Linked DNA regions of Homo sapiens: region 2 is linked to region 1. Evidence: chromatin loops called from intact Hi-C (ENCODE). Cell type or tissue: CD4-positive, alpha-beta T cell. All regions are shown on one strand. Links, peaks and the distances in the headings refer to the core of each region. The heading gives the core; the rest is flanking DNA.

Evidence for each region. A loop is a pair of places that touch in the nucleus more often than their neighbours do. Peaks named below come from ENCODE experiments on the same cell type or tissue, not always from the same donor. Only the 100,000 strongest peaks of a DNase experiment are listed, where the experiment ranks them.
Region 2: it touches region 1 in a loop (6-fold over the local background); 13 of 110 quality-filtered maps call a loop at or near these places.

Annotation. Positions count from the first base shown.
Region 1 is chr4:173,523,375-173,532,911 of GRCh38, reverse strand. It overlaps HAND2 (heart and neural crest derivatives expressed 2), which reads left to right and starts at 2,683. Exons shown (of 2, transcript NM_021973.3): 1 at 2,683-4,177; 2 at 5,537-6,821. The coding sequence starts at 3,623. The coding sequence ends at 5,635. HAND2-AS1 (HAND2 antisense RNA 1) reads right to left here and starts at 2,541. Exons shown (of 5, transcript NR_136196.1): 1 at 2,373-2,541; 2 at 1,834-1,945. RefSeq lists an enhancer at 7,627-8,168. In CD4-positive, alpha-beta T cell, for the core only: no CTCF peak of the experiment used is centred there; no DNase peak of the experiment used is centred there; H3K4me3 peaks cover 596 bases; H3K27me3 peaks cover 7,226 bases.
Region 2 is chr4:174,210,132-174,219,668 of GRCh38, reverse strand. The region is part of intron 1 of LINC02268 (long intergenic non-protein coding RNA 2268); the gene reads left to right. Among named protein-coding and RNA genes, the nearest start is that of LINC02268, 5.5 kb to the left of the region's middle. RefSeq lists enhancers at 4,533-5,193, 5,304-5,363. In CD4-positive, alpha-beta T cell, for the core only: no CTCF peak of the experiment used is centred there; DNase peaks (open chromatin) are centred at 1,688 and 5,438; H3K27me3 peaks cover 7,124 bases.

The DNA of each region.
Region 1 (9,537 bases), core at 681-8,680:
AGGGTAGAGCTCAACCAGTCAGGGCCAGCCTGGCCTCCCTGAGTCAGTTACTACAGTTGGGGACACCACTAGGGTTCATCCATTTGTCCCCTCTCATCAAGCCAGCTTTCTAAGGCAGTGACCTCTGGATTTGGGTTTCTGAGCCACATCAAGTCTTAGGCCCTTGGACCACAGCAGTTAACTGATAATGACACTGTGAGTGAGAACTGATGTTCAGATTAGCATCTTTTATGATTTCTTTTTTCTGTACCATGTTGTCCATTTCCTTTACCACTTGCAATGCTATCTGGAGCCACGAGGTAATTCATTCATTTTTGTTTGTTTGTTTGTTTCAATTAAAAGCATGAGAAAAGCTAAATGTGGCAAGTTCTGAAGCTTTCAAAAGTGAGGCCACTCACCGCTGGTCTCTGGTGGACAGAGCATCTCAATCCCTAACTCAGCCCTCCTCTGGACTCTTCTTCCTCCCTTCAATTCCCAAAACTCCCTTTGGGTCTTAAAGCAGCCAACCAACTAATTTCCCTGAATTTTTATATGTTCCCAGCCCCAGTGCAATCTTACTTTGTCTACCTGCTCCCAAGGCCTAAATGTGTTTTTATAAACAGACTTTTCAAAAACGTATCAAATGTCAGAGAATTGAACTACCAGTATTTACACATTCGGGGTTTGCCTCCGGGTGAAAATGTAAACAGAACCCCCAACCACACTACCTGCATTCTTTCCTTGAAGAACCAGGTCTTTAAAAGGCTCTCCTTGTGCTAAAAAATTGCAGACCCACGCAAGTTGGGGGTTTAGAGCAGTAGGTCACTATTTTGTTCCGAGCTCAACTGCAAGCCCCTGGCGCTTACCAACGAGCCTAGTTTCAGTTAATCCCTATTCTAGGTTCAATGCTTTAAGACGCTTGTCTGGGGACGTTCAAGGATGTTAACCCCTTTCCTAGAAAAAGAATGGGCCCTGCACCGACTCTAATCCTGGGCTTTTAAGTCCCTGTCTCCTACCGCCCAGCCGCGGCAAACCTGAAATATATATATTTCTCAATCCTGCTGCCCAAGACTCTAGGGCTAGTGGAGGGCAGAGCCCGAGCACAGAGTCAACTGCAACACCGAAGTTGGGCGCCCTCCATTCGCACTGACCTCGCCTTCCTGCCCCAACCACTTTGTCGGCGGTGAGCAAGGAAAGGACTGTCCTTGTGGAGTCCTTCGGGTGGGGATCGCTTTGTGGCCTGCGGCCGGACTCTGCCCGCCTCCAAAGGGCGATGCTCAAGGTGGAGTCTTTGGTCTCCCTTGGGCTAACCTGGCCTGACCAGCGGCGAGCCCCAGGCCGCCCTGTCCCGCGCTGGCGCCGCAGGCCCTCGCCTCCCTCTAATTTACAGCCCGCGGGCTCCTGTTGACACCGTTTTCCACACCGAACTCCTTCGGGTGGAATCTGCATATACACATCAGCCTCCCCTCTCGGCTTGGGGCCAAGCCTGGGGTGATTTCAGCTCCTGCCATTTACCACCCGCCCTCGCCGCACGTGAGCCTTCTCAAGAAGCTCATGCCACACGGGCGCTGCGGCCCGGGTGCCCCGCGGCCCGGTGACTTACAAGTGGAGATCCATTTTCCGTTATAATGCGTTCAAGATCACCAAGGCCAGCAGTCTCAACATCCACGAGCCGTCCTCCCGGCCTGCCTCTTAAACTGGCGTTTAATGGTTCCCCTCCGATAACTAAACCTGCTTTCCACAGATGCCCGCTTTTATGAGGGAGGCAGGAATGCAGAGATATATTTATATGTTTGTTCATAAAAACTGGAAAATAAGCTCTGAACACGCCGTAAAAAATATTCAGTTACTTACCAAACAGGCTAGTTAAACCAGGGGAACACCGATACCAGCCACACTACAGATTCGGGGAATCGAGGTGCCCGCACTTCAAAATCGCCCAAGGTCTTCGTAGGGACTGGTGTCCCTGAAGGATGTGGAAATAACAGCATTTACAATCGGCTTGACATGTTCGCCCGGAGGACTCAGCCGTCATCTCCAAAGTTTGCCGCAATAACGTGAGCCACCCCAAACAGCTCTAACCGGGGTAACTTGGTGGGTAACTCAATAGCCACTGAGACCGGCGTTTCGAGCCTGTAAACGGGTCAAAGAAACACCCTTCTCCAGCCGCTCCTCGTCCCTGCTGGGGCAAAGAGCGCCAGCTCCCAGCCGCGCCTTTGTGGGGGCCCCCACCGCCCGTCACGAGGCTCCCGGCGCCCCTGCATAAAATTGTAAGAGGCTGCCTGCGTATATTTTCTTACCTCGATTACCTACAAAGCACTTCGAAAAGCAATACCTGCGTTTTCTTTCTTTCTTTCTTTTCAACCAGAAAAGAGAGCAGAGTGATACTGTACCTGGTTAGAGATTCTTCAATATTTGAGACTTGGGGGGAAAATATTTTAATAGTGAAGCATCTGTTAAACACTTGCATTATCCTCTGACTGATAAAAAAAGTTTTTTTAACCCTGCCCCCCCCCCCCGCCAAGTTTTAATTATCTTATGGTTATGAGGAGGTAGCCAATCCTGGAAGAGGACCTCGGCAATTAGCAACGTGAACATCAAAAAGTTTTATTGCCGAGAGCTCGAGGCGCCGCCCCTGCCGCCCCGGGATTGGCGTGAGGAGCCTCTGACGACATATATTAACCCGAGCGGCCCTAAAGATGTAGCTGTACATGGAGATCTTGCTGGGAAAATCCGCTTGCTCCCCTCACGTCGTCCAGCCCAGGAGAACCACCGCCGTCACCCCGGAGCTTCCTCGGCCACCGCGCAGAGCCCTCCGAGAGCCCGAGCCGCGGTCTTCGAGCTCCAAGGCTCATTCAGGGCCCCAGATCCTTGCCCCGAAAGGAGAGGATCTGAGAAAATGGATGCACTGAGACCTCTCTGAAAACCCTCCGAGAGAGCGCGAGAGGAGCGAGGACACGTTACTCGCAGCTAAAATCACATTTAAGGACCAAAACAACAACAACCAAAAATTTCATTAAAACAATAAGCGCCCAAGAACCCAGATCGGGCTGGTGGGGGGAGGGGAAGAGGCGGGAAGGGGAGGGTCGCACGGAGGTAGCTTTGCAGTGAGCAGTCGACCCCGCCGCCCCCCGGCACAGCTGGACCGGCTCCTCCAGCCGCGGCTCAGACTCGCCCCTGGATTCCGGGTTAGCTTCGGTGCCAGGACCGCGGCCCGGGCTTGGATTCCCGAGACTCCGCGTACCAGCCTCGCGGGAGCCCCGGCACCTTTGTATGAGCACGAGAGGATTCTGCCTCCGCGCAGCAGCCCGGGAAGCAGGAGCCGAAGCGCGGGCCGTGGAGCAAGGCGGGAACCGGAGGCGGCGGCGGCGGCGGCCAGGGGCGCACGGTGCCAGGACCAGCTCGCCGCGCCCCATGGGGAGCCGGCGGCCGCAGCGCTGCTGAGGCGGGCCCGGCTGGCCAGGCGGGGGGACGGGGCCCGGGCTGCAGCAGCCCCCTCTGCGGCTGCCGGGCGGGCCCGGGCGCCCGGGGGCTGGGGGGTGGGGGGTGGGGGAGGACGCCGAGCGCTGAGGCAGGGGCCCGGGCCGAGGGCGCGGCGGGGCTGCGCGCACGCTGGGGCGCGTGGAGGGGCGCGGAGGGCGAAATGAGTCTGGTAGGTGGTTTTCCCCACCACCCGGTGGTGCACCACGAGGGCTACCCGTTTGCCGCCGCCGCCGCCGCAGCTGCCGCCGCCGCCGCCAGCCGCTGCAGCCATGAGGAGAACCCCTACTTCCATGGCTGGCTCATCGGCCACCCCGAGATGTCGCCCCCCGACTACAGCATGGCCCTGTCCTACAGCCCCGAGTATGCCAGCGGCGCCGCCGGCCTGGACCACTCCCATTACGGGGGGGTGCCGCCGGGCGCCGGGCCCCCGGGCCTGGGGGGGCCGCGCCCGGTGAAGCGCCGAGGCACCGCCAACCGCAAGGAGCGGCGCAGGACTCAGAGCATCAACAGCGCCTTCGCCGAACTGCGCGAGTGCATCCCCAACGTACCCGCCGACACCAAACTCTCCAAAATCAAGACCCTGCGCCTGGCCACCAGCTACATCGCCTACCTCATGGACCTGCTGGCCAAGGACGACCAGAATGGCGAGGCGGAGGCCTTCAAGGCAGAGATCAAGAAGACCGACGTGAAAGAGGAGAAGAGGAAGAAGGAGCTGGTCAGTACCAGGGGGCGGCAGGCGGTGGGGCTGAGGGGGTCAGGGAACTGGTGCTCCCGGCCTCTTTCCAATTGGGCTGAGAAATGGCATCTCGTGTTCTTTGGCTGCGTCCCGCTTCAAGGTTGTTTGCACCAGGTTGTGTAAGGATGGCTTCCGGCATAAGCAGAGAGTTGAGGGGAGGGTGTCAGCAGGAGGAGGAGAAGGTTAGGGATGCTTTGCGCTGGTGATCTTACCTCCGGGTTATCGCTGCTCCCCTAGTACTTAGGACGGACCTTGAAAACTCTGGGTCGCGATCGATCGCGATCGCACTGGTCTGGATGCCTCACCCCGTCTCTGTTAGACCCTTCTTTTGGCCTCCAATCCAATCTTGCTTTCAGATGTTTCCAGAATAAGTCTCGAAGAAGCCCTTGATTCCAATTATTTCACTATTGATCGCACCCCCTACCCCACTCCCAGAAGGAGGCTGCCAGAGACTGAGCCCTGAGTTTTGTGGTTGTTCTCATACTATGCCCGGAAAACGTAATGGTAAACATAAAATAAGTACTTTTGACTTCAAAATACAGCTCCAATTTTTCCTTGGCTATGACGTTAAAATGTAATTTCCCAGATGAGTATATTCCATTGGCATTTCTAATTTTATTTGAATAAGCCTGTACATTTTAAGGGGGAAAAGGCATTACTATGGTCATTGTTATTAAAAATAACACGAAAGTAAATTGAGCCGCTTAAAATTTTCTCAGATTCCTACCAAGTGCCCACAGGGCAGTGGTGCAGGATAGAGCTATGTCCACGAAGGGCCCGGAAAATAATTGCATTTGTCGAATTTTTCTTCTTTGGCCCCTGCAGCCCTTTGGTGGCTGCATAATCGAGTGACCTCCCGAATAACCAGAGATTTCAGAAGCCTTGGAGGAGAGGCACTGCTGAGCTGGAGGCCGAGAGCCTCTGGCCGAGAGGCCCAGGCCGAAACAGAGGCTCCTTCGCCCTATTTTTCCTAGATGTGGATCTAGGATTGCTAATGAAAACAGAGAAACCAGACTTAGCGCCGACTCCAGCTCCCGCCCCTACATCTGGAGTAAGAGAAAAGGCCCCCCGCTCCTCCATAAACGACTCGAAAACGGGCGGTTGTTTATAAACTTGTGGATCCGGTTGTTGAGCGCTGCAGCGCCGAGGCCTCCCCGCCGGCTAGGGTAGCGCTAACCTTGGTAGCTTCTCTGCAGGGGCTGGGACTCCCCCATCGTATCCTTTCCTCTCTGGTTCACTGTCTCCTCCGGCGCAGGAAGCTCCGGGTTGGTGTGGAACCAGGTATCCTCTCTGAATTTCTCTTTCCACTTTTCTCGCCCTCGCCTTTCCTCTGTCCAGAACGAAATCTTGAAAAGCACAGTGAGCAGCAACGACAAGAAAACCAAAGGCCGGACGGGCTGGCCGCAGCACGTCTGGGCCCTGGAGCTCAAGCAGTGAGGAGGAGGAGAAGGAGGAGGAGGAGAGCGCGAGTGAGCAGGGGCCAAGGCGCCAGATGCAGACCCAGGACTCCGGAAAAGCCGTCCGCGCTCCGCTCTGAGGACTCCTTGCATTTGGAATCATCCGGTTTATTTATGTGCAATTTCCTTCCCCTCTCTTTGACCCCCTTTGAGGCATCTGCTCCCCGTCTCCCCCTCCAAAAAAAAAGTGGATATTTGAAGAAAAGCATTCCATATTTTAATACGAAGAGGACACTCCCGTGTGGTAAGGGATCCCGTCGTCTCATAGATTCTGTGTGCGTGAATGTTCCCTCTTGGCTGTGTAGACACCAGCGTTGCCCCCCGCCAACCTACTCAACCCCTTCCAGATAAAGACAGTGGGCACTAGTGCGTTTGTGAAGTGTATCTTTAATACTTGGCCTTTGGATATAAATATTCCTGGGTATTATAAAGTTTTATTTCAAAGCAGAAAACAGGGCCGCTAACATTTCCGTTGGGGTCGGTATCTAGTGCTATCCATTCATCTGTGGTCGTTCCCTCTTTGAAGATGTTTCCAACAGCCACTTGTTTTGTGCACTTCCGTCCTCTAAAACTAAATGGAATTTAATTAATATTGAAGGTGTAAACGTTGTAAGTATTCAATAAACCACTGTGTTTTTTTTTTACAAAAACCTTAATCTTTTAATGGCTGATACCTCAAAAGAGTTTTGAAAACAAAGCTGTTATACTTGTTTTCGTAATATTTAAAATATTCAGAAGTAAACTAAATTATCATGATTGCCTCTAACTTTATTTTAAAGACTCAGTGGTTCCAACCAGTCACCCTGACCTGCGGCCTACGCAGGAGGAGGAGGTGCTCTTAAAGAGAAGTGTCCTTGTTACAAATCCTGCAAATGGTCTGGGGTTTGTCGGTGTGGTGTCTCCTTCCCTCTTCCCCCAGCTGGAGAACGCTGAGTAGTCTCTAGAAGGAAGATCTGGGCTGGAGAACCCAGTCCGGCAGTTCGCTCAGAAGGTGTAAAGGTGCTCTTGCTTTCCTGAAGTCAATCAGAAGCCATTTCTTGAGGCCGTCAGTTTTTGTTTGGAGAGTGTTTCTGGTGGAGGAGTTGTGAGGAGAACCCCGGCATTATTGCTGCAACGGGAACTAGTCTGGGGTGTTTAATTCAAACTATGGGGCTTTCATCCAAGAAAAAAAAAAGGAAAAAGAAAAGAGAGGAGAGGATTTTGCTTGTATTCTATACGGGGGCTTCTCATCTGAGCAGGCGGGAAAGGGGGGTGGAGGGAGTTTCGAAAAAGTCCATGATTAGGTAACAAGGAATTTTACGTCAAGTAAGAAATCGTGAACAAGACCACGGATTTAAAGAGGGGCGAGGGGCGGGTTAGATTTACAAGGAGTTACAGGGAACTCAATATTAACTGTGCGGTGTCTGAAGTCTTCCCGGCCGCAGCCCAGCGAAACAAGCGACACCCTTCCGGGACTACCGGCAGCACGGGACCCGGGATCTCTCCCTGTTGGGTCTTTGGGCTCCCTGAGTCCCAGCTCGTCCCAGAAGAAAGTCCCAGCGGCCTCCTTTGCCTGCAGCCTTGGCGGAAGCTTGAATCTCAGCTCTAGAAACCGGAGAAACTAAAGTGCCTGTGCAGGCTGCGGGAAGGGGGGAGGAGGCTGGGAGGGATTTTGGAAGGGGGTGGGAGGAGGAGAAAGGTGAACCGTATTAAAAAGTGGTTTGTTTCATGGAACGCCGCGTATATAAATCTGGTGTTGGAGAGGCTTGCCAGAGGGTTTCCATCCTGGAACCCATCCTCAGGGTGATGTTCGCAACTTGGCCTCGGGCACAGACCCTCCCGCGATGTCCCAAGGGTTCCCACGCCTAGCTGGTGTCCACTATGACCCCTCTGCCTGCAGCAGGCCGAATCAGACCCGGCGTGGGCGAATTCAGAAGTGCCCAGGGAGAGACAAGCTAGAGGCTCTGCGGACTTCTGCGGGCGGCTGACAACGCGAGGGCGAGGGGTTAGAACAACTCGGCCAAAGCGATCTGAACTTTCTCCCCTTGGGTCAGCCGGCGCTGGGCCGACCTGGTGGGCGCGGGGCTGTGTTTACAGACACTTGCCTTTGTTTATAGCATGGGGAGGAGGTGTGGGGGAGGCGCGCCCTGATTTTCTGTTGCTCTCCCAATCCTCCTGCGTTTGATCCAGTGGTTCCCTCCCTCTCCTGATTCCAGTTGTCTTCCGCGTCTTTATTTTAATCTGCTCAGGAGAAAGCCATCAGGTCCTAGACGTGGAAGAAAGGAGCCTACCAAAGTGTTGGAGTAAACAGTGGCGGAGGAGGTGAGGTTTTAAAAACAGGAAACGGAGAGGAGTTATCTTCACCATGCACCTACGCTTCTCTGCACCTTGTGTAGCTGGTCTCCGCCATCTGGGCCTTAAGGCACTTCTGCAGATTTAACACTTTCTCTGGCTTATTAAACAACAACAGAGGGAAACCAAAAGACCCTGGCGCACCATTGCTACGGAGAAACTTGCTAATACACTTGCTTTTTAAACCTGCGCTCCTCTTTGGCCCCGGCCAAGCACAGCCTGCCTCCTCTTCCTCAGGGCCAGCAACACTAGGCCTGGTCACCCCACCCGCCCTGCCATTTCAACTCGCCAGAAACCCTAACCAGCCAGACACCCAGCAGACCGGACACCCCAGACGGCAGAATGCCCAGCTGCCTGACACTGCAGGCGGCTGAACCCCCTAACCAGACGCACACCCCAACTGACCAGATGCTTCAACCTGCAGGACACCCCAGATTATCTGTCACCCCAGCCGCTCTCAGCCACCCAACATCCCCGCCCCAGGTTGTCAAGTCCCAGGAAGTGAAAGGCGTACTGGGCAGACGTTTCTTCTGAGCTTCCATGCTTTTCTCTTCCAACACTTATTTCTCTTTTAACTTTTTCTTCTTTGTTTAAAAAAATTTTCCAAGCCTCTACTTGCGGGACCGGCTAAAAGGCCTCTGTTTTAATTGCTCGGATAATGTGGTTGCTGCCATTTTGTTAAGAGCAATCACTCCTGCAGGGAAATCACAAGCGTTCTAGACAGGCCGGAGCCGACAAAAATGTAGGATTTGACGTTAAAAGCTAAATGGGAAGCTGCGGCGGCGGAAGGTAAATTGATGGTAGATCTGGCTGTCAGGGCTCTGCCCCAGACCGCTGTGCAGGCCCAGCGTCTGATAACCCTGGAGCACCGGAGGGGCAAAGGCTTGGCCAGTTGTAGACGGTGTGTGTGTGTGTGTGTGTGTGTGTGTGTGCGCGCGCGCAAACCCCTTCTCAGCTTGGGAAGCAATTTGAAAAACTGCAGAGTGGGGGCCCCGCTCCCAATTGCCTGGGCACTGACAGCAACTTAAAGGGCTTTTCCAGGCCGAGACAGCAAGCTCCAGCTTTCGGGATGGGTTAGCCAGCAGGCCCAGGCATCTAGGAAGGGTGGACCTCTGGGTCTGGGTTGCCTCCTTAGGTGTAGGAGCACCAGGCTGCTTGGTCGTGATGAGGTGAGCGTAGCAGCCGTGCCAGGGAGCGCAGCCTGGGGGCCTCTTAGCACTTGTGCGTGTGTCGGGAGTGGAAGGTGGTTCAATTCCTTCGACCAGACTCTGCTAGCCGCTGCCCCAGCTTGGCGTGAATTGCAGAGCTAGTCTCCCGCTCGGATTGGTGAAGTAGCAGGAGAACAAGAGAGGTAAGCGCACCTGGAATTCGCAGGAAGGGGTGAGGAAGGTGAGAGCTCAAATGCAAAGCGGCAGGGAGTACGAGACCCGGGAGTTCCTTCCCAGACTACAGATTTGCAGAGAGAACCCGGGCCAGTTGCAAGGGCCTGAGGTGTGTGCAGGGGACATAAGCAGGGCAAAGGGTGCCAGGAAAACTGGGACTGAACATACA
Region 2 (9,537 bases), core at 728-8,727, 690 kb before region 1:
TAAATAGAGGTCTCTCATTTGGTGGGAGGAGCTTTTAAAAGAAAAAATACTTGAAGATAAGTAATATTACCTTTGCCATTTGTTATGAAATAAATATATCATGAGGAGTTATGCTTCATTAAAATGTAATACTTATAGATGACAGTTTCATATGGTCAGATATAAAATGTATATATGTTTTACCAGGAAGATTATACAGTATTTTTAATCTTGATTTTTCATGACTTCTTGCAAATATGCATTTATTGCTTTCCAAACCATGCCTGGGAATGAAGGAGAAAAAATTGTTTTATCCGAAGAGTTAGCTGTTCTTCCTTGGTTCAATCAGGAGTAAGTTCTGATATCATAGAGGGGAATGTATTAAGATAATTCCTAAAATATAACTGTGCTTTTACTGTTTTGCCTATGCTGCCAGAAAGTTAAAAACATTTTGTTTCAAATAACTGTGTATGTTTAAAAGTCAAACCTATTATTTGCTATATTATTTGTCATGTGCTATAATTTGACAGAGGGGCAATATTTCTCCAAAAAGTAAAATTTTATAACCAAAGGCCATCAATTGTACAAACGACTAAGAGAATTAAATTTTATTAAGTTGGAAATGTAATTTATTCATTGTAACTGTTTTAAGAGAAATTAAGTGAGCACTTTGTATGTAGTTATCTTAAATGTTACGTGTATTCTTTTAGAAACTCTTTCTTGTTTTCCTTCTTTTCACCTTCAGTGTCCTGGCACGCGACTAGCACAAATCAAACCTTATCTGTCATAATAAACTATAGCGTTGGAAATTCTAAAGAGACTAAAAATTACTTAACGTCTTTAACATATTTGAAGTAATATTTATGAATAAGGGAGGGCTGTCCATTTTTGAGTTTCGTCGCGCCAATGGTTGAGGGATTTTCTCATTATCATCTCCTGATTCCCAGAGAAGAAAGCCAGCCGCGTGGCCTTAGGACCCCTGGCCACCGGGAGTGGAGGAGCGGAGGGTCTGCCCCAGCTACCCCTGTGGCCACCGCCTCTCCCTCCAGGTGTGTGTGGGGAGGGGGCTGACAGAAGCAGGAGGCGACTTGCTGAAGTAGGGAGGCCAGACTGAATTTTTCCAGGATTCCGGGACCTTATCTCTAGGAAGCACTTAAGGACTTACTATCGCATTCTTTATCTCACTGTCTTCCGACTGCCAGGCTGGGTGCCCAAACTTTGGCGGCTTTTTCACAGTTTCAACGGCAAGGGTGGGAGTGGGGCTCGGGAGCTGGAGAGGAATGGCACGTTACGCCCCGTTCGGTTTCAAGGCCATGATTGCATCGCTCTCTGGAACGAAGATGGCCAGGAATTCGGGCAGGGAGAGGAACCACTCAATGGCAAAGTTGGTAGTAACGTCGTGAATTGTAAAGAGGGATAGCCCTCTCCTGCAGTCTCCAAGCAAAACCTTTTTCGCAACATGGGTGCCTGTCCAGCTTAATTCTTTGCTATCTTTCTTACTCGTGTTTTTGTTAGGGGACCGTTATAAAGTGAATTTTTGAACTGCTGGGTTGAGAAATAAACAGGGAAGGAACTGGGAAGATTCAAATTAGCTTCCACCGACCCTATTAGAGGTCCCTGGGCAGGAACCCCCCTGGCCACAAAATGTCCCGCAGGAGGTCTGCCTGGCGGAGGCGCTGCCTGGCGGAGGCGTGGGCTCAACCGAGTGGGCGCTACCACCGCTGGCTTCGGAGAAGCAGCCTGCGGAGAGCGGTAAACCGCAAGGGAAGCGCTTCAGGATCTGATTGCTTTTTAATAAAAAGATATGTTTGTAACCAGATGGAACCATTCTGGCTCCTTTATCGAGAGCGCAGCTTGGCCGCTTGCCTGGCCCTGGGGCTCTGGCCACAGCCTCTGCTGGGTTCTGGAGGAATTCAGATCTAAAAATAAATGATCGGGGATAATTCTTCCCCGAGGCGAACGGCTCGAACTCCCCTCCTCCACCCGCCACTGTCACAGCAATTCACCTTGAACTCTAAGGCGGATCGTTCCCACCTCCGCTCAAGGGGCCTGGACGCGGCGGTGGCTTTGCAGCCTCCTGCACCCGGAGCTCTGCTGGGCATGCTGCAGCCAGGACCCGCACCAGACTGCTCCAGGCGCCCTTAGGGTCCTGCCGGCTGGGTGGAAGTCAACACACTTTCAGTTAACCGAGGGGATTGAAATTGGATCCAATGAGGGAGGAAAAGCTGAAATCCCTGCTCTCTGGAGCTGTAGAGCACCAGGTGGGGAGACATTGCAGGTCAGAGGATAAGTCCTCTGCATTAACTGCGGCGCAGTTCCCTGTACGTCTAGCAAACTAGGTTTATGGTCTACGTGGGTCACAAGCGCATAAATCATTGTCAGCCCCGACAGTAGGTGCAGAGCTCTCTGCCTCGCTCTGGCCACACCAGCCTTTAGACAGGCTAACTGAGGGGGGGGCTCGGCGCGAAATTTCCCAGCCTAGAATATTTGCCTCGAATCTTTCTGTCCAAGTCTCCGAGACAGCTCCAGAATATGCGCTTGCCCTTTTGATAGACCCGCAAAGGGCGCGGTCTGGCAACCAAGCGCATCTGTTCACTATGGCCTAATGATTGTCCTGCAGTCAAAGAATCCAAGAGGGCATCATCTGATCTTATTTTATGCGTGAGGAAACCTGACGCTATCCAGGTTAAAGTGACATTGCACGAGGTCACACAAAGCTCTGGTAAAACTCCTTGATCCTAGGTTTCTTGATTCTCGCTCTCACACCTGGCCCCATCCATCGTCCTGCCTCAAATATCCACTGTGTTGTAGAGATACCAGGATCTGAGAATGCCTGTAGAGAAGGACTCATTATTTGTTGTCTTTGCAATTTACTAGTACAATTTTCAATATGATAATTTCCAAAGTCCCAGGAATGTACTTCAGATCTTCTTCCTCATTCTACCTCACAATTCACATAGGAGGAACCCCAGTGGCAGCCAGATATCGGGGTTTTAGACACCCAGCTGCTTCAGCCACTGAGCCCTGGGTTACCAGCACTTAAACAAGTCAAGAAAAGGAATTCCTCGCTGAGCCGGGAGGACTGGGAGAGATGGGGGCTCGGACTTAGAGAAACGCTGGAGAGAGACGAGTGGTCAGGCAATCAACTTTCACCTTCTCACAAGCTATTAGTAAAGGGACTGTTTTTTGTCCAGCAAACTCTCCCCTCAGGCATGCAGGGCTTGATGTTATCGTGATTACTTTTCGCTATTCACATTAATTATTTTAAGACAACACACACACACACACACACACACACACCTTCTCACTTAGAGTCAATGCCAACTTGAGCCATTTCAAATCGTTAGTCCTCTTTGTGAATGTGTTTGCATTTTTAAATCTGGGTTAGAAATTTGGCAGTCCCTCAATTATTCCTGAAGTGAAAAGGCCACAAAGTGGTCTCTTCCCTTCTTTTTTTCATTCAACTCTCTCTCTCTCTCTGTCTCTCTTTCTCTCTCTCTGTCCAGGAGTTGAAAAGAGAAACTCCAACCTTCAACTGTCAACTGTTTTCCAAACATCAGATTAATGTTCCCCAGGACTCGGTAGTAACGTGACCTTTCTGTTTTCAGATGTGTTTTTCAACATGTAATCGTTTGTTTGTTATGTCTCTCATATGGAATAAAGAAAGCTGGGGGAAGGAGTGTGGGCTGCCAGAGGCAGGAAAAAAAAAAAAAAAAAAAAGGATGTGGAGGCTGTTTTTGTTCCTTCTTCAAAATGCTCGAATCATTTTATTTTTAGGCAAGTAGTCCCCAAGGGAGGAAAATCTACAATACTCGTCCTGAAAAGAAATCCAAGCACTTGATGAGCAATTATTTAAACATAAACATCCCCAAAACAAAAATCTAATAAATTGATTTTAAAAAACATCTTGCAGGAGAGGAATTTCTGGGATGCAGGTAACGCTCTTTATCTTGATCTAAGAAATTCCATAAGAAGGTTTTAAAAAATAATTTATCAAACTTTTCATTTATGCCTCATGCCCGTTTTTGGACGGTTACACTTAAATTACCATTTTTTTTTTAATTTGAGAAAGGAAACCTCTAACGTGTGTATATTACTATATTCTACATCTTAGTTCTAATAAATTTCCAAACCAATATATTTATTAAACGATTAAGAACTTTGCCACTAACTTGTTTTCTGAGTAATAGGTTCTGAATCAAAGTGAAAACAGTATACTTGAATTAGTTATTCGAAAACCAGCATAATTATTTCATCACTTTCTAATATAGTAAAATGTCAAATATGCAATGAGTTTAAAGTTTGTTTTACGAAACCCCAAAGAAACCAAATAGTTATTTTGTTAAAAACAAAAGCTTTATACTTAAAAAAGAAAAAGTATTAAGTTGGTGCAAAAGTAAATGCGGTTTGTGTCATTTGAAAGTAATGGCAGAAACCGCAATTACTTTTGCACCAACCTAATATTAACTTTTTTTTGAGACTAACTCTTATTAGAAAACGTTTTATTCCAAAGAGGAATTTTAAAAAGCCATACTCAAAGGTGAATTTCTGCTACTAGAAAGATGCCAGTTTTAAACTCCTCCCCACCCCCATAAAATATTATTAGGCCGCTTTCATGGTTAGTGACTAAGCATTTTACCAAGAAACCAAAGACTAAATTGCTCCCCTCAATTAATCAACAGCTTTTATCTCCGGCATCAGCTTCACTAATGACCTCACTGCGGCCCTCCAATCCTTATTTTGTGCTTTCCCTTATCACCGTCTTCCAAATCACCCCAATATTTCTCCTGCCCCGTTCAAGTTAGAGGCATCATGATCCCCATCTAGAAAGCAATTTCCTGACGACTCGCTTAATTATCGCCCGCTCCCCCGCCCCCACCTTCCTAGCTCTACTTCCCTAATCGACCCTTTATCACCCGGGAACAATCGCTAAGCCTGAGCTGCCCACATGGAGGCTTCGCTGCTGCTTTACTTTACAGGCCCTTCCGCGGTTTTATGATTGGTTGCTGTGGTTGGAATGTTTATAGATAATAAACAACTAATCCATTTCTTGCCTAATGAATTGCCCCACCCGCGTACCAGTTTAACACCCGTAACTAGCTCCAGGATCAATCTGCGCCAGCGACCGAGGGGATGAGGGGGGCGAAACCACCCAGCCTCACTGCCGCTTAAAATCAAAGCCGAAGAACTCTAGGTCAGCAGACACCTATTTCCCATTTTCCAGTTCCTCTCCTCCGCGACCCCCCACCCTCAGCTAGGGCTCGGCGCCCACCTGCTCCTCTGCCCACGGTCGAAGGAGTGAATTTCAAAAGTGCTTTTCTTGGCTTCTAAAAATGTGAGAGGGCGATCCGCGAGCTTGGGCGCGCTGCCTGCGAGACTGGCGCGCCCACAGGAACCGGCACTCAGGTGACGGGCTGAAACTGGTGCCTGCAGCGACTGCTATTTTGGCCCAACCAGCCTCTTCAGGCTTCGGCGGTACACGCCCCGGGGGTAGTTACAGTCCTCCTGGCTCTGATGAGTCTCTGCCCGCGGAAGATCAAAAAGGCTGAGGTTGGCAAGGGCGTTCCTCCCGCACCCGACGGCTGAGAAGGAAGATGGGCAGGATAGGTAGTGGGGAGGGCACAATCTAGTTAACACTCGGAATCCTGTCTGAAATAAAGGAAAATGCATGTTCAGACTCCCAAGAGACCCGGAAAACGCGGAGGATCTGCCAAAAGCATTCCAAGAAGAGAAGAAACCAACGCCAGGGAGAGATTCTTTTATACACATTATGGCAGCTGCACATGGCTTCCGTCAGTAACTGGGGCCAGGGGGTGTGAGGACGGTGACCGGGAGCCAAGGAGAGGGCCACGGGAACCGAACACCGGAGTCCCTATGGTGTTGCGCTGTGGGAGTCCAATGTCTAGTCCTGGAGCCTCCGAGAGCGCGCTGGTGGTCCTTTGGGACCTTCCCTTTCGGTAAGGACCCAGAGGAGGGAAGTCGAATAGGAATGGAAACCCGAAAATCGCAGATAGGTTCGCTTACTAGAGCTGTTTCTAAAACCCACTTAACAGCCAGCTGAGCTTTCAGTGGAGAGACTTCCTTTACTTACACAGTAGTTTGAAAGTTCTGCAGTTTTGTGTTTATAGATTTAATTTTAGAAAGCTAATGTGTATGCCACCTTCCAACTGAGCCCCCTGTTCCAGGATATCTTCTTTCCAAGATCCCAGAGAAGGACCCTCAGAAGCACTCTCTGCGGCAACGCCCCCATCTTATTTACCTGTGATTTTACTTCCCTTTATTATAAAGAGTAGGCGAAGATGTCGTTGGGTCAGTACTTATTTTACCAGGTGGCCAATTCTTCCCAAAACTCTGGCAAAGAGCACTTTAACCCCTGTCTTTTCCTTCTTTCACTAATCTTGGCTGGGAAATTCCATTTTTCACCGGGGTGGGTGGGTGGGGTGCAGTGGGGATGGTAGTGTTGCTTCTAATGTTCTGTCATTCAATTCACAAATATTTACTTGATGCCTACTGTTTTAGACACTGGGGACACAGTTTAAAGACACACATGCACACAACAGTTTAAAGACACACATGTGCGCATACACACACACACACACACACACACACAGACCCTTTCCTAGAGCTTCCACTCTAGAAGGAGTCTCAGGTTAACATTAGGACTCACTTTGGGCTGGGAGCTGAGAGGATGTGATTTTTAACAGAAACGTAAGGAACAACGCCAATCATCTGGTCAAAACTTTTCTCTGTGTCACCTAAGAAGTATCTTCATTATGTGTAGTTTAAGTCATAGCCTTTCCACAATGTAATTGATGTGCTTAATAGCAGATAGCACTCTCCACACCTTTGTGCTCACAGAGGCTATTTTCATTGCTGGGGTGGGGGGTAAGATGAAGGGTACTCCAGGCCATTCTCAACTGGTGTTGGTCATTGTTCAACTTATGAAGTCAACAATTTCAGATTTTTAGTGTCCTGAAAATAATCTTGGCCCCCACATCTTCAGTAACACAATGCCGACTTCAAGACAAAAAGCAGGTTCTGTCCCTCACTGAGAGAGGGATTTTTCTCACTCCATCAGCACTGAGCTTGGATCTTTTACTTACCTGAGGTCTCATTCTCCTCCTCCTCTCTAGGGGAGTAGGAGTTGCCTGGGAAAGAATTAGCAGCTCCTGAAAGGCAGGTTTCTCCATGCATTGACTGATTTTGCTGGAAAGTTTTTCCATTTCTCTTTCTCCACTGAAAGTCTCCTCCTCAGTGAGAAGGGAAGCTGCCCATTGAACACTGGGGCAAGGAAGCTCTCTGGGCCTTCTTAACTACACGGGCCACTCTTGCTGAGCACAAAGATACAGATTTAACTACCCCTTAACAAAGAAGAGAATTAAAAATGACCCACCAAAGAAAACTAGAATAAAAACAAAGGCAAAGCGGCCACCGCGAGCTGTTTGATTATTTTCTCTGACTTTGCTCTTTGATTGGAACCTGCCTCATCAGAAATAAAAATAAATAAGAACACAAAACGTTGATTGGTTCTTCATCAGTGAATGTGTCCATGGCTGATACAGAGAGAAAAGAAAATAAATCCTGATTGCTTAATGAAAAGAAGAAAAAAGTAATTTGTATAAATAGAGCTTTAGAAAAAGGAACTGAAGAACCGCGCAGGAAAAGGCTGCCTGGACCAGCGGGACATTCGCTGACGCGAGGGAGCTGGGGATTCTGGAGTGAGTCTTTGCGGAACCCGCGGCAGCCCTTAGAGAAACTGAGCCACAGATCAAACAGCAGGGAGCTGGCCTTAATTTTATTTGATCATCAAAGGATCGGATAACTCAGCAAGGCGTCGATGTCTGCATTTTAGGAAGCACTGAAAACTTTAGAAAGGTGTTTGCACTTCGGAGTGGCTTCTTCTGCACGTGATGCACAAAAGAAAAGCCTCTTACCCGCAGGAAAGTACGGCTGTTCCTGTGTCTTGACCGTGCCAGATCCGGTAGACACCGTGTGAGCGCTATTGACTGTCCAGCGACTTGCGGAGCTGAGAGCGTAGTGGTGGTCACTTCCCTGAGAGGTGGTGCCTACTGAGCTGGGGACCCAGAACGCTACTCTTCAGCCTCAAGTAGCATCCTGGAGGTCTCTCTGACAAGGCTGAGAGTGTTCAGGGATCATAGCCTGCAGAAAAGGGAGAAAATGCGTATGAAAGCACTTTGTCAACTGTAGAGGATTAGATGGCAAGATTACCATGCGCTTCTGAAAATTTCATATATAAATGCAGGGACAATTGGTAAGAAAACAGTAGGTAGAGTTCTGGTTTCGTTTCATTGTCTCTGTCCCATGTCCTTTAGTTCCCACTGTCATCCGAAGCTGACGTTTACTGAAACTTTACTTGTAAAATCCAGTGTTTCTGCTTCCTTTTTCTTTTGTAAAGTTAAGCTGCTCATAAACTTGGCTTCAGAATTAACCAGGAATCACTCTCCATTCAGAAGCACAAAATTACCATTTGTACAGAGGTATGTTTAAAGGAAACTTCCTCTAGTGTAGGCCTGGAAATGTGGACTAATAATTCACACATAGCGAGTCACAGCTATGACTCCAGTTTACTTCTCACGTTAATATAATGTAAAAACTAGCCACAGTAGGATTTTTTCTCATTTCATTTAAAAAATTGCAAAAGTTAAATAAATGCTCTGCCCACATCTTGCTGCAGGGAGAATATAATTTGAGAAATTATGGCACATTTCACTTTAGCACCTTAGATGATCATTTATCAATAATTTTCTATGCAAAAATAGAGGCACTAAACATCAATGTGTATAACAAATTTTGTGCAGACCTTTGAAAACTTTCTTGCATGGATTTGGGGCAGATTATAATATTTTATAAAACAGAACTCGGGTTGAATATTTTAGAAATTATTATTGGTGTTGGTGACAACAGAAGGCTTTTAGAGTAAGATTCAGTTAAAATGAAAAGATAGTTGAAAGGATCAGAAAAATAAAATACTTATAACAGAGAAGAAAAATCTATGTTGATCTGGAAGTAGAAGCTTGGCTGACCAAGGGAAGGGGTGGAGGAGAGCCTTCCCCTTTACTAGGGATCAGCCCTCCACTCTCTTGGTGGCAAGCCTCAACTGTCAGAGCCTGGGTTTCCTATCACTGCCCTCTACTGCTCAGGGTTGCATTCCTTTTCTTCACCCCTCCACTGCCCTGAGCTTCAGAGTACTTTACAGTTCCCTAAAGTGACAACCCAGGGAGCATTTTTTTTTTTAAATCCCCTGATCCACCAAAACTTACTAGATTTTCTCCAGGCCTCTCGAGGTCCCAAGAGCTAATAGATAAACTTATTCGTATGGAGGTGCTAATGGATGGTTTAATGTGTTCTCTGGTCCACTCTGTTATAGCTGCCCTAAAACTAATGTTTTCAATGCCTTTAAAAAGATGGGACTAGAAGTAGAAATTGTAGGCAGCATTGTTTACAAGGGGAAATACTCAGGGGGAGGTTGCTTGTAAGGGACCTTTTCACTGCAATAATATCTTGTTTACCTATGGTGAACTGGCCAGGCCATCTCTA